Regions from separate parts of the Homo sapiens genome. Here region 1 is linked to region 2. The links are chromatin contacts, found by Hi-C or POLR2A ChIA-PET in ENCODE. All regions are on one chromosome and are shown on one strand. The core of a region is the stretch at or near the end of the contact, and the rest is flanking DNA. Distances in the headings are between cores, read along the strand shown.

What was found. A loop is a pair of places that touch in the nucleus more often than their neighbours do. ChIA-PET counts read pairs that join two places held with the same protein, here RNA polymerase II (POLR2A). Pooled maps may share reads with other maps.
Region 1: a loop to region 2 is called in a pooled map, with 4 times the contacts of the local background. The contact joins two enhancer-like sites. A Hi-C loop is called at or near these places in 1 of 37 single-sample maps with no recorded cell type and 9 of 50 pooled maps. POLR2A ChIA-PET finds 5 or more read pairs at or near these places in 1 of 52 experiments (activated T-cell).

The regions. Positions count from the first base shown.
Region 1 is chr3:156,603,641-156,608,221 of GRCh38, reverse strand. No RefSeq gene overlaps it. Among named protein-coding and RNA genes, the nearest start is that of SSR3, 51 kb to the right of the region's middle. Within about 2 kb of position 2,406, at least 24 of the 41 ENCODE cell types and tissues checked have a DNase peak (open chromatin) inside an H3K27ac peak, as active enhancers do.
Region 2 is chr3:156,481,937-156,485,959 of GRCh38, reverse strand. All of the region lies in intron 8 of KCNAB1 (potassium voltage-gated channel subfamily A regulatory beta subunit 1), which reads right to left. Among named protein-coding and RNA genes, the nearest start is that of KCNAB1-AS1, 37 kb to the right of the region's middle. RefSeq lists enhancers at 2,086-2,175, 2,206-2,465, 1,699-2,898. Within about 2 kb of position 1,524, at least 16 of the 41 ENCODE cell types and tissues checked have a DNase peak (open chromatin) inside an H3K27ac peak, as active enhancers do.

The DNA of each region.
Region 1 (4,581 bases), core at 1,157-3,656, 120 kb before region 2:
TGATCCAGAAACAATTGAACATATCTATGCTATTCAATAATAGAAGACTGGTTGGGTAAATCATGATGTATCTGCTTGTATGAAATACTATGCAGCCTTAAAAATTATGAAGTTGAATATATTTCTTAACATGAAAAGATAAGTGTGATACAACTGGGGAAAGACAGTCTCTTCAAAAAGTGGTGCTGGGAAAACTGTATATCCACATGCAAAGGAATAAAGTTAGATTCTTACGTTCTACCATATACAAAAATTAACTCAAAATAGATTAAAGAACAAAATTTAACACCTATAACTATGAAACTCCTAGAAGAAAACATAAGGGAAATGCTTCAGAACACTGAATTTGGCAATGATTTCATGGCTATGACACCTCAAGCACAGGCAACAAAAGCAAAAGTAGACAAGTGGGACTATATCAAACCTGAAAACTTCTGCACATCAAAGGAAACAATCAACAGAGTGAAAAGGCAACCTGTGGAATGGGAGAAGATATTTGCAAATTATATACCTAATAAGAAGTTAATATCCAGAATATATAAGGAACTACTATAACTCAATAACAAAACCACAAATAAACTGATTTTTAAAATAAGCAAAAGACTTGAATAGATAATTCTCCAAAGACGATGTACGAGTGGCTAACAAACATATGAAGAGAATGCACAACATCACTAATCATAAGAGAAAGATAAATCAAAACCATAATTACATACCACCTCATACCTATTTGGATGGCCAATATCCGAAAAACAGAAAATAACAAATGTTGGCAAGAATACAGAGAAATTGGAATCCTTGCACACTGTTGGTGGGAATGTAAAATGGTTCAACCACTATAAAAACGGTATGGAAGTTCCTCAAAAAATTAAAAATAGAATTGCCATATGATCCAGCATATATACTCACTTCTGGGTATATATCCAAAAGAATTCAAAGCAGGATTTTGAGGAGATATTTGCACACCTAGGTTTATCACAGCATTATTCAAAATAGCCAAGTGGTGAAAGCAACCCAAATGTCTACCAACAGATGAATGGATGAAGAAAATGTATAAAAGTATATACATCTAATGGAATATTACGCTGCCTTAAGAGAGAAGGAAATTCTGTCACATGCTACAACACGGATGAAACTTGAGGACATTATGCTAAACATTCACAAAAGTACAAATACTGCATGATTCCACTCAGATATAGAGTCTAAAATAGTCAAAATTAAACAGAAAGTTGAAAGGCAGTTACTAAGGCAGAGGGGAGAGCGAATTAGCGTTGAACGGGGTTTCACTTTTACAAGATGGAGAAGTCCTAGAGATCTGTTGCACAACAATGTAAATATGCTTAGCACTCCTGAACTATACACTGAAAAATGGTTAAGATGGTAAATTTTAAGTTCTGAGTTTTCTACCACAATAAAATTATTTTTAAAATAGATTACACAACTCTGGTATGTTCTGGTTTAAAAACATATACATGTATGTATATATGCAGTTACTGGCAGTTTATACATGAAACTATTAGTACTAGATATTTATGAAAAATATTTTTCCCTCTACTTTTTTTCTTATTTAAATAAATCCGGATAATGTGTGTGTGTGGAGTACTGAGAAAGGCCTCCGTATCTAGGGGTAAACTGTGGGGACTTTTTCTGGCCAACCAAGCCAGCAGCAAACAGCAGGAAAGCGGGCAAATTTTGGACACAAATACAGCACCAGCCTCTGCCCTGGGTCTCTCCTCCGTTCACCACAGATCTCTTAGAGCTTTTCTTCAGAGCTTGGCCCCCTGCCTGCCCCCTCCCTTTAGCGATGTGTGGGGAAATTTCGTTTTATTTTGTCCTTCTTCCACCTTTTCCAGCCGCCGTGGAGTGCAGCGCTTTGGAACTTGAGCACGCGCGCTGCGCAGCCAGAGCGTCTACACACTGAGCCCGCACAGCTTCTGGGCACACGCACCCCGGGTCGGCCGGCCGGCCGGCCGGCTGGCTCCCCACCGCCCTGGTGAAATGGTTTGTCCCCAGTCGCAAGCTGTTTGGGTTGTTTGGAAATGTCTTTTCCTTGCCTGCGCCTCACCCTGAGCACATCCCCTTGCTTCTGGTAATAGCCTTCTAATAATCGCACGTTCGGCACGTCCTGTGTACCGACCACTCTGGGAAAAGGAGCAGCAGGGAGGCTAGGCTAGGAGCGGCCTAATCCAGGCGCCAGGCGGTCTTTGGAGAAGGGCCCTGTCCTTTGGAGAAGTCTGAAGCTTGCTGGAAATGTTTGATGACCGTTTTCCACTAACTTTTGTCATGCAGAGCCCAGGCTGAAAAAAGCTAGTCATCACATTCCAGTGTGGTCAAGGAGCGGTAAGGCGTGGATCTGAGCTTTCCTGATCCCCTGGTCCCTCTCAGAGCCCCAGTCCCCACCCTCTCCAGCCCTCAGCAGAGGAGAGAAGTGGCCGGGTGCTGGGAGGGGCTGAGGCCCGTTACTAATGAGTGTGACTTGGAAGCTGGACAGGAGAACTGCTTGCTGGTGTACATGTTCCCCCACCCCCACTGCTTTAAGATAAAAAGCAGGAGCCCCCAGAAGGGAAAATACGTGGCCTTTTTTTTTTTTTTTTCCTTTTGGACCTTGGAAACCAAGTGATAAAATAACAGTAATGCGAATGAAACTCTCCCTGAAACACTAATAAGAAAACTAATTGCAGATTCTAGGACAAGTCTCTCAGTGCCTCCAAGTGTTGCCATTTTGCTTACAAAGAAGTGAGATAAAGGGAGACAATGAAATACATTAAGTAGGTCATTGTGGGGGGAAAGTCTGAGTTCTAATGCACTTTCAGTTGTTTTTAGTCTCTTGATTATACCCAATGTTGACTGATACTGGAATCTTATTTCCATGATTGGACACAGTTACAATTTACCTCGATTAGTTATTAAGAATTGCAATGTAAATGTCAGATCGGTAGTACAGAAATTAAGTACAGATTTGCTCTTAGGCAGTTTTGCTTTTATTGGTTAACAGTATGGTGAACAGTAAAGAAAAAGATTGCTTGAAGCATAATTATGCAAATAGAAGCTGTTGCTATATGTTTCAAATGGATTATTTGTAGAAAAATCTATAGTCATCTACAGCAAATATTTAATTAATTTCCAGTCTTCTACTTGGCTAGGAACTTCATCAAATGAAGATGATGCAATCAGCACAAATTTATTGAGTGACACCTCTGTGTGGGATACTGTTCTGATCACCTTCTATTCACTCCATTATTGAAAGAGGAATTCCCCACCCTAAATAGTATGAGATAGTGGAACATCCAGCACCCAACACTGGACAGATGAGATTGATGGCAGTTTATGACTCACATAAGCTCACAGCCTAGGGGAGGACACAGGACACCATGCAGCGTCACTTGGGGTTGCACTCAGGAGTAGAGTGGACAAGCATGGCCTATGGGAGGCAAGTTCTGTAGCAACACAGGCTGGGGTGACCCCTGGTTCCCACTGGAGGATGAGTGGCTTATTTGAATAATTTCACAGGCTGGCAGGGAAGTAGAACCCCTTAGGTTGAAGACCAGGTAGCGTGCAGCTCATTTAGCTAATAGGGAAACTAGCCAGATGAGGAGCCTTTTCCACTGGGGAGGGCCTATCTGGCAAAAGCAGAACTCACAGTTAGTCTTTGGGGGCTCCAGGAAGCTCAAAGATGTCAAGGCAGCACAAAAAACTTTAGGCCTTACACTATAGATCCAAAAGAAGAGTAAGACATAGTCCTTGGCTGTAAAGAACTTGAGTTTTCTAGGCTGGGGTGGGAGTGGGGGTGCCAAACTATTATACATGGTTCTAACTGTAAATACAGGAGGACTTTTGAGCATATAGAGTAAAGTAGGTATAATAACAGCAGCAGACAGACTTCACAGAAAACATGGTGCTTGGCTAGAACTTCAAGGGTGAGTAGGATACGTGGTTGAGGGGAGTCAACCTGGGAAGGGGAAGCATTTTAGGAACGGAACAAGATGAGAATGGTCTTGCTGATGTTTCAAGACTGGTCTATTCATTTATTCAACATGTACTTATTAAGGGCCTGCTTGGCACATGGGCCTTCCAGGTTACAGGGTAAGAAAGAAACTCTAAGGACAGCATGTACCTTGCCAGTTGGACTGTTTGGTCCAAACTGGTGGTGAACTGTGTGGCAGTGGCGGCCAGGAAGGTGTTTAGCTGGGGCCTACCATTCACTGGTAGCCTCAAATGTGGACTTTGGTTGTAATCTCCAATGAGGTGGAACAACCCTGGAAAGATATCAGTGGGATATAAATATATTCAATTTGTAATTGTAATTGTTGTAAACACCCAAAATATACCACAATCTTAACACCCTCTTCAGCTTTTATTTTTTAATATACTAGGACCCTTAAAAAAAAAGGAAGTGGCCCTGGTGTCCCTTAACTTCTGGGAGGCCCTGCTAGCCAGACTGCTCCCCATCCTGCCAGAATGTGGTTGGCTCTTCTGGGCTCACCTCTGGACTCTCTCTTCTCAGGTCTGCACTGAGCATTCCCATTTTTGCACTCCTGGAGCACTTTGGGCTTGTTCTCTCCTGTGGAGCATTTAGTACTT
Region 2 (4,023 bases), core at 275-2,774:
AAAATACTATGGAATAGTATGCAGACAGAAAAAAGAATGAAATCATGTCCTTTGCAGCAACATGGGCGGAGCTGGAGGCTATTATTCTAAGTGAAATAGAATCAGAAAATCAAATACGTCATGTTCTCACTTGTAAGGGGGAACTAAACAAGGGCTACACAAGGACATGAAGATGGAAATACTAGACAATGGGGACTCCAAAAGAGGGGAGGGTGGCAGGGTGGTGAGTCTTAAGAAACTCCCTATTGGGTACAATGTTCACTATTTGGGTGATCAGTTCACTAGAAGCCCAAAGCTCAGCATTATGTAATATACCCATGTAACAAACCTGCACATGTACCCCCGAATCTAAAATAGAATAAAATAAAAAAATTTAACAGTCATGACAATTAAATGTACTGCAGGATTCATGCCCCCCCCAAAAAAGCAAAACAAATAAATCCTATAAAGGACATTTTAGAAAATTTGAATATGGCTTGAATATTCTTGAGTATGATGATTGTGTTATGGTCATATAGAAGAATGCCTTATTCTCAGGAGATACTGGAGAAAATATTTATGAATGAAATGTCACAATGGCAAAGAACAAGAGAGGGAAAAACAAAGGCAAAATGTGGCACAATTTGGTAAATGTAGGTGAAGAGTATTGGGTGTTTATTCTTTCACCATTTCTATAAGTTTTTAATTTCTCAAAATAAAAAGTTGGGGGAAGAAAGAGCTATGGAACAAGCTCTTGCACACTTCATTTGAAAGTACAAATGGAGAACTGGCATCTCACTCTAAAATGTCATTTCAATTGTTTCTTGGTGTCTGGCTGAAACTTTGATTATTACATCTTCCAAGGTTTATATATTCCTAAAAGTGTAAACATATGTAACAACAACAACCTCAAAATATTTGTGCAGGACAATTACAATTTATAACATGTTTCCACTTATCTCATTTTGTCTTCACAACAATCTTGGAAATAGCTAGAATATTTTTATTCTTCCCATTTTACAAATGAAAAACTGAGAAGCTGAAGGTCTGAGCAACTCAGCCAAGTTTATATACCTAAGACTAACGCCCTCACCTTCTGATTGCAGACCTCATATTTTTTTAGGACACATATTAAATATTCAGGAGGGGGGTTAACAAAACCACTTACTCTCATTATTAATACTTCCTTTTGTACAGAAAGTAAGAGAGAGACTCGAGGGTATTTGTTTATCCCCGGCTGTCTGAGAATTTTCGATTACCCTGACACAGGTGGCTCTGCTCACTGCATTCAATCAGCATGCCAGTAAACCCTCAGAGTGTGTTGCTGCTAAGTCATGTTAGTCTCCAAGTCCTCTGCATGTCACTGCAGATCTGCTGCAGCAGATCGAGGAACTTACAGAAATGAATTCTCCTGAGATCCAGTCAACATCCCCTCAGAATATGGAGTTAAATTTTGTCACAACTCCAAATATCTCTCAGAGAAATGACAACTCACAGAAGGAAGTGCACATGAGTCATAAACCCACAGCCCCAGAATACTAAGCAGCTCTGTTTTTCACCTGACAGCTGGGGTGAGCAGAAGCACTCTCTGTTCTCCCTCTCTCTCTCTCTTTTTTCTTAACTAAAAACAACTTAAGGGAAAAAGAAGAAGAAGAAAAAAGCATCCTTTTGGAGCTTGGTGAAGTCCACAGACTTGTTGTGAGAAGGTACAATAGTCTCCCAAACATTTGGCCCACCTTGTTTTTCCTTTTTTAACTTACTGAATGATACAGATTGAATCTCTTCTGCCTTCGCTGTTGAGTAAAGATGTCATGAAAGAAAAAAAAGGTGGGGGAGGGAGGAGAGAAAATAGAGGAAGTAAACTGCATAGCATATAAGCATATCCTTCTTTAGAATCTTCCCTTCAAACCAGGACTTTATGGAATAAGGTTGGGAATCACTGATTTCCAAAGAAAGCGGAAAATACAACACCAGATGAGTACAATTGTTTTTCTGGAGTATAGTTTTCTTTAAAGCCAGCTCTTCACATATTTTCTGCAGCCTTGGCAATTGTTAACTTCTCAGTAGTTCTAGTAAAGGTAATTTCTCTAAAGCTCTTGTTCTTTCTATGGAACCCAGTTGGAAAAGATCATTTGTTAACCAGGGGCTCTGTTCTTATAGATGCATATCAGAATGATCCACAGTCAGAACTTTGTGGGCCTCTTGTTAATGCTGGAAATTTTTCAACAGGCCTGGAAGATTTGCCGGACCTGAGGCAACATGTCAACAACTGAGAGTGGTGAACTCTGTAATGTGCCTTTGCTGTATGACTTAAGATTATTCAGTTCTGCTCAAGAAAGAAAGTGAAACAAAGAAAGAGGATAAATGAAACTGGGTGGAGATGCAAGTAGCTTGTGAGACATAGGCAGAATTTATATGATGAGCATGGTAAAACTAAGTGGATTAGTAACCCCTGAGTCATAGTGGCCATCAACAAAGTAGAGAATGTGCATGCTGAACACAGATAGGAGGGAGGAATGGAAAGAGGTGATATTGACAACATATCCATATGCATACGACATCAAACATTTGAAATATACTAAATATAAATACATAAAATATGAGAACTTAAGTCTTCAGTCAGCCACCCATTGGTGACCCCCATTCTAGCCACAGAAATCCTCTGTGCAAGGAATGCAAATAGTCCTTAGCTGTTCATCAGGCCAAATGATGAGCTACAGGTCATGGCCAGGTGGGCTTGTCCCTGTGTCTTTCCAAGTATACTACTGACCCGGGCATCTTTTCCTTGCTGAGCCCCTTGCTGAAACCTCAGATTTGACCTATATAATCACACCACGGAGAAGGTCAATGTGGTAGATAGAGAGAACAGGTCACATGAGCACTGTGTGTCCCAAGATTTAAGTAGCTGGGTTCTTTCTCCTGCGTGAATTCTAGTGTAATTATTTTAACTGTCCCTATCTCTTCCCCTCTTTCTTCTCATAATGTGTTTTAATTGATTTGATAAACCATGTGACTCATGCATCTTAATTTGTTGTGTTAGCCTTCTTCTTTGAGACCTCTAGGATAACCTGGTAGTAGACCTGGAGACTACAATTGCATCAAGGTAATTTCCTGCATAAAAAAATTACAGCAGTACTATACAAACAGTAATAATAACAAAAATGGTAGCTCTAAATTTCGAGTAGTTACTAGGCAACATCCTAAGCATTTTGTGTATATTATCTCAAATAATCCTCACAATAACCCTATAGAGCAGATATTATTACCTACGTTCTACAGATAAGAAAACCAGGGACAAGAGAAGTTCAATAACTTGCCTAAGATCAATTGGCTCGTAACAGAAAGAGGATTTGAATTGAGGTCTGACTCTTAATGCCATACCTTTGCTATTTTGGAGGAGTCCAAGCTATTTTCCAAACCCCCTCCCCACTGCCCACCATTTCCTCCTATTAGGTCATCCTAACTAAAATCTACCCCCATAACTTCCTAGCCCCCTCCCATGATTAGTTTGTTTCTCCATTCTATTATCACCATCTAATGTAACTTTCTTACTAACTTTTTGTCTGTCTCCCCAACAAGAATGTGATTTTTCTAAGGATAGGATTTTTGTTTATTAACTTCTGCTTCTCCAAGTGCCCAAAACAGTGCTTAAATAGTAAGTATTCAGTGAATATCAACTGAATGAATGAGTTAATCCTATTATTGAGTTGTTTTTTTTTTCTAGAGACATCTTTGAAAATAAAGTCACAGGCACAAGATCACCTTTCAGGCTGAATAGATTAACCCTGGAAAATTTATGATTAAATCAGCTTAAAGGGCATAAAGAGTTTCAGAGCAAAATTTTAGGAGGAAAAAAAGGGCTATAAGAAAATTACACTGCCAACTCCATGGCTTGAATCTTACATGACTTCATCACAGATCCTGTGCAGCCCTGCAGCTTGGCTATCTCCATTAGATTTTCATCATATTATAATTTCAGGGCCTTGGACTTCTCCCATGATTACCTCTGAGAAGAGATCCAGAGAAAGGAGAGTTTTACATGCC